Regions from separate parts of the Homo sapiens genome. Here region 1 is linked to region 2. A link is an interaction called in ENCODE POLR2A ChIA-PET data of the cell type or tissue named here. Cell type or tissue: Panc1. All regions are shown on one strand. Each heading gives the region's core, and the rest is flanking DNA. Links, peaks and the distances in the headings are about the cores only.

Region 1 (4,404 bases), core at 89-4,088, 160 kb after region 2:
GCTCTGGACATACAATAGATCCAACTGCACCCCTTAAAACACAGCGGCAATGTGGTAGAGAAAACTGACTTAACATAGTAAAAACTATAGCCTGAGCTCTGCTCACCAAGCTGAGTATTACAGAGACATTATCCTGTTTCCATTTGATAGAGTTAAAGTGATCTCAATCAGAGAGCAAGATCTAAGCTTAATGGGTAAAAATTCAGAGTTGAGGTTTGAGATCCCAAACTGCCAAGGTCAAGGGCCCATGGTCATTACTCTTCTAGCAGTGACAGAAACAGAACGGATAAGTGCATTCAATCAAAAGGCATGAACAGCGAAGACGAGGCCACCCACACAAACATCTGTTTGCTCATGAGGTCCTTTTCATAGGATACCATAAAGACAGGTGTGGGGTTTGAAAAATTCTGTTTGGGGAGACCTACTGCTTGGTGAGTGCTTTTCTTCTGTAGTTACCTTCGAAGCATACTTTCAACAATTCTTCTTTAACTCATGTTTGTTTATTGAGTGCCAGTAATGTTGACATAGTTTATGTGTGACTTTAAATCAAAGGCATATTGAAAGAAATAATATGGATTTTCACTTAATTAACAAAGGCCTTTATCCAGTTGATCAAACATGAGAAAATGAGAACATACCAATATGAACATTCCTTTGCCATCCTGTTCCCTCACAACAGCACTACAGGGCAGACTTTCAGTATAAAACGCATGAAAAAAATGTTTTCTCCCCTGTTCAGAAAAACTTCGATTATTAAGAATTATTCCTAAAGCATCAGTTTATCTATTATTGAAAAGAAATACATATTTTTTATACATATAGAGTATTTTCACAGGGCAACAGCTTCTAGATCAACTAGTTCTGAAAACTTACTATATATATTACAAAATGATTCAGTTATTTATAATATATAATATGTTTCAGTTAAATTTGCCACTTAATAGCATGATATTACATATTTGCTTGCCATGGTTTTCAATATTCTAGACCTTCCTTTAAATAGTCCATAAAATGTCCAAATTTTAGAAGTTACTTCATTGTATATCTAAATCACATTTAATAAGAGGTTATTTGTGGCAATATGTCAAGTCAAACATATAACAAGGTAGATTTAAAACAAAACTGAGCACTGTTCACACAAATTAAATAGCTATGAATTTAAACATTTAAAGCCTTTAGAAGACTGATCTCAAAGGTTATAGAATGCAACTATGATTTAAATTGCAACATTTGTTATTTCAAAGAATATTTTTGCGTAAGTATTCTTCACCAACCATTGTACTAGGCTCTAAGAATACAGTGTTGAATTAAACAATGCATCTCAGATGATTTAACACATGCAAGTCTGGTTTAACATATGCAAGTCAATAAATGTGATACATCACATAAACAGATTTTAAAACCAAAATCACACGATCATCTCAACAGATGCAGAAAAAGCATTTGACAAAATCCAGCATCCCTTTATGATTAAAACTCTCAGCAAAATCGACATACAAGGTACCTACCTCAATATAATAAAAGTCATTTATGACAAACCCACAGCCAACATAACACTGAATGGGGAAAAGCTGAAACCATGCCATCTAAGAAATGGAAAGAGACAAGAATGCACACTCTTACCACTCCTCTTCAACATAGTACTGGAAGTCCTAGCCAGAGCAATCAGACAAGAGAAAGAAATAAAGGGCATCCAAATAGGTAAAGAGGAAGTCATACTGTCACTGTTTGCTGATGATAGGACCATTTACCTTGAAAACCCTAAAGACTCCAGAAAGCTCCTAGAACTGATAAAAGAATTCAGCAAAGTTTCCAGATACAAGACTAAGATACACAAGTCAGTAGTAGCTTGTGTACCAACAGCGACCATGCAGAGAATCAAACCAAGAACTCAACCACTTTTTCAATAGCTGCAAAAAAACAATAAAATACTTAGGAATATACCTAACCAAGGAGTCAAAAGACCTCTACAAGGAAAACTACAAATCACTGCTCAAAGAAATCACAGACAACACCAACAAATGGAAACACATCCCATGCTCATGGATGGGTAGAATCAATATTGTGAAAATGACCATACTACCAAAAGCAATCTACAAATTCAATGCAATCCCCATCAAAATACCACCATCATTCTTCACATAATTAGAAAAAACACAATTCTAAAATTCACATGGAATCAAAAAAGAGCCTGTATAGCCAAAGCAAGACTAAGCAAAAAGAACAAATCTTGAGGAATCACTCTACCTGATTTCAAACTATACTATAAGGCCATAGTCACCAAAACAGCGTGGTACTGGTATAAAATAGGCACACAGACCACTGGAACAGAATAGAGAACCCAGAAATAAACCCAAATACTTACAGTCAACTGATCTTCAACATAGCAAACTAAAACATAAAGTGGGGAAAGGACATCCTTTTCAACAAATGGTGCTGGGATAATTGGCTAGCCACATGGAGGAGAATGAAACTGGATCCTCATCTCTCTTCTTATACAAAAATCTACTCAAGATGGATTAATGACTTAAACCTAAGACCTGAAACTATAAAAATTCTAAAAGAGAACACTGGAAAACCCTTCTAGACTAAGGCAAGAATTTCATGACCCAGAACCCAAAAAGCAAATTCAATAAAAATAAAGATAAATAGTTGGGACTTAATTAAGCTAAAGGGTTTTGCACAGCAAAAGGAACAGCTGAAGCTGGAGAATTGCTTGAACCTGGGAGGCAGAGGTTGCAGTGAGCCAAGATCGTGCCATTGCACTCCAGCCTGGTGACAGAGCGAGACTCCATCTTAAAAAAAAAAAAAAAATAGCTCAACATCACTAATGATCAGGGAAATGCAAATCAAAACCACAATGGAATACCACCTTACTCCTGCAAGAATGGCCATAATCAAAATATTAAAAAAAAAAAAAAACAGTAGATGTTGGTGTGGATGTGGTGAACAGGCAACACTTCTACACTACTGGTAAGAATGCAAACTAGTACAGCCGCTATGGAAAACAGTGTAGAGATTCCTTAAAGAACTGAAAGTAGGACTACCATCTGATCCAGCAATCCCACTACTGGGTATCTACCAGGAGGAAAAGAATTCGTTATAGAAAAAAGGTACTTGCACAGGCATGCTTATAGCAGCACAATTCGCAATTGCAAAATTGGGGAACCAACCCAAATGCTCGTCAATCAACGAGTAGATAAAGAAACTGTGGTATATATATATCACATATATATATATACACACATATATATACACACACATATATATGTGATATATATATCACAGATATATATATCACATATATAGTAGTATTCCATCATATATATAGTAGTATTCCATCATATATATAGTAGTATTCCATCTGATATATATGTGATACATATATATGTGATATGTGATATATATATCACATATCACATACATATGTATCACATATATATGTATCACATATATATCACACATATATTACATATATATCACATATATATCATATATATCACATATATAATATGTATATCACATGTATATCACATATATATCACATATATCACATGTATATCACATATATATCGCATGTATATCACATATATATCACATATATATAAATGACAGACTACTACTCAGCCATAAAAACGAATGAATTAACAGCATTGGCAGCAACCTGGATGAGACTGGAGACTACTATTCTAAGTGAAGTAACACAGGAATGGAAAACCAAACTTTGTATGCTGTTAGTGATATGTGGGAGCTAAGCTATGAGGATGCAAAGGCGTTAAGAATGAGACAATGGACTTTGGGGACTTGGGGGGAAGAGTGAGAGCGGGTGAGGGATAAAAGACTGCAAGTATGGTGCAGTGTACAATGCTCAGGTGATGGGTGCACCAGAATCTCGCAAATCACCACTAAAGAATTTACTCATATAACCAAATATCACCTGTACCGCAATAACTTATGAAAAAATAAAAAATATAAAAAAGTAAAATAAAGAAGATAAAAACAATGTATCTCTTTCCTTAGAGTTTTTATTCAATATTTAACTTAACACAAGGGTTATTATGTTGTTACTAAAGTAATCTTAAATTAGCTAGTAATAGGGAAAATATATTAAGAAAAATAGGACACAATGTAGAAGAAAAAAATAAAGAAAAACAAAAGCCCCTCACCAACACCTTACAAGAAAGGTGTTGTAAGGAGGCTCTTACAAGAGCTTCCAAAATATGACAATTAGATAAAACTCAACTTACTCCCATAGATTCACATAGATGCAGATGATTCCTAACATATCACTCTAGATTCTCCATCTCTCCTGAGCTATGAAATTCTCATTTTCCCAAATGCCTACTCAATACCTCTTCTTGATTTTTCAAAGTTTCACTCCAACTTTGCATATGTTGACCAGAA
Region 2 (4,404 bases), core at 328-4,327:
GAGGTTTCCTAGCATCTTCTATTCATCTATATATAAACACATTAAATTTATTTTTGTTACTAAATGGTGACAAATAATTAGACAGAGTTGCAAGAAACCGAACGATTATGTTTGGAATGATTCAGTCTGAAACATAGGCCATGCTTGTACACTTAACTTTAATGGCTTCAGGAACACATCAAGGATATAAGTAGCCAGCCTTCAGAGCAGAGGCAAATGGGCTACAAATAAAGGCCCATATGATTTTCAACTGCACACAGTGCCCCATAAAATTTAGGACACTACAGCCGGGCGCAGTGGCTCAACCTGCAATCCCAGCACTTTGGGTGGCCGAGGTGGGCGGATCACGAGGTCAGGAGATCGAGGCCATCCTGGCTAACAAGGTGAAACCCTGTCTCTACTAAAAATACAAAAAATTAGCCGGTGTGGTGGCGGGCGCCTGTAGTCCCAGCTACTCGGGTGGCTGAGGCAGGAGAATTGTTTGAACCCGGAAGGTGGAGGTTGCAGTGAGCAGAGATCGTGCCGCTGCACTCCAGCCTGGGCGACAGTACAAGACTCCATTTCAAAAAAAAAGTTAGGGCACTCCATATAACAAACTGTGCTTTTAATTGAAAACTCTGAAGTTGAAAATGGTAAGAACAGATCATCTAAAATGCAAGGGCTAATATGTTATTAAACAGCTTTTCCCTTGAGCAACCCTAGAATGAATGGCAGCAGAATCATTTACATAGAGTGAGCAATAGAGAAGAGGCTAGGTCTTGAATATAGGTGGTTATATATTAATAACCTTGTCTATTACAATACTACTTTCAAGCTCAAGTTAGAGAAATGCTTTGGGAATACTCTTAAGTTTAGCAGGGTCTAAAGCAACATAGAATGGGGCTTCTAATAAGTTGAGAGAGAACCTTGGCATATTCTGCTCACCCCTCTTAACATCATTGTTTGGAGACTGAAGGACAGCTGTCATCCTGTCAGGACCATGCCCAAAGAGCCCACAAGTTTCACCCTGTAACTCACAGAGCAAACAGGCTACCCTGTCAGCAATTTCTCAGATTGCTTTTCATCCACCAGCAGGCTTATTTTCATGTATTGCCATCTAAATCTCTCCAATTTTGTGTCAGTGCAGAAAGTATTATCCTTTTTATCTAAGGTTAATTCTTCCACCTAAGCAAATGAGTGTGCTAAAATATTTTCTATCCTTAAACTAAAACAAAAATCCCTCTGCTATTGGAATTCTAGGCAAGTGGTCATAACCACCACTATCATTCTTATGTGGAAAGGATGTTTCTATCTTGCCACCCTCCTCACCCCCTACACCACAGTCTATTCTCAACCCAGCAGTGAGTGTCCCTGTTAAAATATTGTTCCATGTCACTCCTCTGCCTAAAACCCTAACTCAGGGTATAAGCCAAAGTTCACAAAATGTCCTTCAAGATCACAGGTAATTGGTCCACCTTCCACCTTTAACTCTGATCTTACTTTCTATTCCTTTCCCTGTCCATCACTCAGTTCCAGATTCCCTGATAAATTTGTCCAGTCTTGCATATGCCAGGCACACTCCCACTGCGTGGTCTTTGTGTTAGCTTTGCCCCCTGCCCAAAGGGAAGATCTACATTACTATATATACTCATGGCTTTCTTCTTCATCCCATTCAACTTTTTTGCTTAAAACTAACCTTCCCAGGCTGGACGCAGTGGCTCATGCCTGTAATCCCAAAACTTTGGGAGGCTGAGGCGAGGGGATCAACTGAGGTTGGGAGTTTGAGACGAGCCTGACCAACATGGAGAAACCCTGTCTGTTAAAAATACAAAATTAGCCAGGCATGGTGGTACATGCCTGTAATCCCAGCTACTCGGGAGGCTGAGGTAGGAGAATCACTTGAACCTGGGAGGCGAGGTTGCAGTGAGCTGAGATCTCACCATTTCACTCCAGCCTGGGCAACAAGAGCAAAACTCTGTCTCAAAAATAAATAAATAAATAAATAAATAAATAAATAAATAAATAAATAACCTTCCCATGAGGTCATCCCTAATCACTATTAAATTTGCATTCTACCTCAAGTCCACCCTTTCCTCTTTTTTCTGCTTGTGCTTATCTCCCAACAAGGTGTGCGCTCACGCTCTCTCTCTCCCTCTCTCTCTCAATAGATAGATAGATAGATAGATAGATAGATAGATAGATAGATACAAGTTTGCATGCAATTAAGAATTGTGTTTATGTGCTTGTATATGCAGAAAGAGAGGGAGGAAGAACAAGAGAACAGACATTTTAGTCTATTTGTATATAAGACCCAGCTCCTATGGCAGTGATAGGCTCATAGTAGGTACTCAGGAAATATGTGTTGAATGAAAGGAATAGTGATATTGGCATAGAGTAAGAGAGCTGACATTGGAGATGGAGAGGAGTGGATAGATTTGAGCAATATGAAGGAGACAAATGTCAGGATTTGCTGAGTAACTGGCTATGGTATGTTAGAAGGTGATGAGCTGGAAAGCAGACTGAGAGGAGACAGAAAACCCGGGAGAGGAGTGATGCAGTGGGAGTCAAAGGATGGACTCCTCCTGGGGTTTAGGGTAATGGTTAGTATTAATAGTATCAAAGTGAGATAAGGACTAAAAAAGCATTTCATTGGATCTGGTGGCTTGAATAACACTGTAAGAATAAGTTTGATATAACTCAAATGTTCTATGATCACTCTCCCACCATGCTGCTTCTTACCCAATAAGCCTCCTTTTTCCTCCTCTCTCTGACCAGCACCCATATAAATGCAGGCAGATACTTCTAACTATTAGTATGCAGCAGAAGTGATGTTGCATGACTGCCTAGCCAGGTCATAAAAGGTGACGCAGCTTCTGCCTGGCTTTGTCTTTCTATTCAGACTGTCCCTTTGGAGCACTGGTCATTATGTAATCAGCCTGGCTATCTTGAAACCACCATGCTAGACAGGCCATATAGAGGTAGAGAAATGCCTGCAGAACCCCATATCTGGTCTCCAGCTGTATGAATCTTCTCAACCCACTTCAACATGTGAGTGAGGAAGCTTTTGAGATGACTTCAGCCGCAATCACCACCCCATTATAACAACAGACTCCTGTGCTAGTCAGCTCAGCTTCCATAACAAAATATTATAGACTGGGTGGCTTAAATAATATATTTATTTTCACAGAGTTCTGGAGGCTGAAAGTCTAACATCAGGGCTCCACCGTGATTGGGCTCTGCGGAGGGCTGTCTTCCTGTCTTGCAGACAGCTGTCTTCTCTCTGTGTCCTCACACGACAGAGGGAGAGAGCTAGCCCTGGTGTCTCTTCTTATAGTCAGTACTAATCCCATTGGACCAGAGTCTCACCCTTATAACTTCAACTAACCCTAATTACCTCCAAGAGGCCCCATCTCCAAATACCTTACATTTGGGGGTTAGAGTTTCAATTATGAATTTGGGGGTGAGGGATGGACACAAACATTCAGTCCATAAACAGAAACTCCCATCTGGAATACCTACCTGAGTCCAGTCCACACCAGAACCATGAGAGATAATAATGATAAAGGATCATTGTGGTTTTATGCACTAAATTGAGGATGCTTTGATATACAGTAGAAAACCAGAACTCTTGCCAGGCATGGCAGCTCACACCTGTAATCCTAGCACTTTGGGAGGCCAAAAGGAGAGTACTGCCTGAGTCCAGGAGCTCAAGACCAGCCTGGCCAACATGGTGAAACCCCATCTCTACAAAAATACAAAAATTAGCAAGGTGAGGTGGCGCACGCTTGTAATCCCCGCGACTTGGGAGGCTGAGGTGGCAGGATTACTTCAACCCAGAAGGCAGAGGTTGCAGTGAGTCAAGATCATACCACTGCACTCCACTGTCTCAAAAAAGAAAAAAGAAAAAGAAAAAGTAAAACCAGAACTGCTGTTCATCTTTCAGACTTCTGCCAGCTATTTCTGCAGAGAAGAACTTTCTGCCCTTCCCCACTTCTTTCACCCAGGTACAAGGTAACTATACATCCTTTGTGTTCCCCCAAACATTTTATTTTGCTTTAACATGGAGTTTTCACAAATGAGAACAATTGTCTCTATTTCCTACAAGAATTGCTGGAGGCAGACAATATAGAAGTCATAAAAAATGTTGAAAAGATAAATAAGCGTTTAAAACCTACACATATCATGTCTGAAGAATAGACTTGTGGGTCTATTGCATCAGACGTGGAAGGGGCAATAGGGGCAATATTTTATACCTAAAGAAAATCAACATCAGTTTTACCCTTCACCTTCAGCCAGCCCATTAAGTGTGTATGAGAGAGAGAGAGAGAGAGTGCACGTGTGTGTGTACAGGGTTGCCCCACCTAAGAGAGAGAGAGAGAGAGAGAGAGAAAAAGAGAAAGAGAGTGTGTTTACAGTGTTGCCCTA

What was found. Peaks named below come from ENCODE experiments on the same cell type or tissue, not always from the same donor. Only the 100,000 strongest peaks of a DNase experiment are listed, where the experiment ranks them.
Region 1: POLR2A ChIA-PET joins it to region 2 with 9 read pairs; 1 of 35 experiments calls an interaction of 5 or more read pairs at or near these places.

Annotation. Positions count from the first base shown.
Region 1 is chr7:80,860,433-80,864,836 of GRCh38, forward strand. The region is part of intron 2 of SEMA3C (semaphorin 3C); the gene reads right to left. Among named protein-coding and RNA genes, the nearest start is that of SEMA3C, 56 kb to the right of the region's middle. In Panc1, for the core only: no CTCF peak of the experiment used is centred there; no DNase peak of the experiment used is centred there; H3K27ac peaks cover 1,349 bases.
Region 2 is chr7:80,700,975-80,705,378 of GRCh38, forward strand. No RefSeq gene overlaps it. Among named protein-coding and RNA genes, the nearest start is that of CD36, 65 kb to the left of the region's middle. In Panc1, for the core only: no CTCF peak of the experiment used is centred there; no DNase peak of the experiment used is centred there; H3K27ac peaks cover 2,531 bases.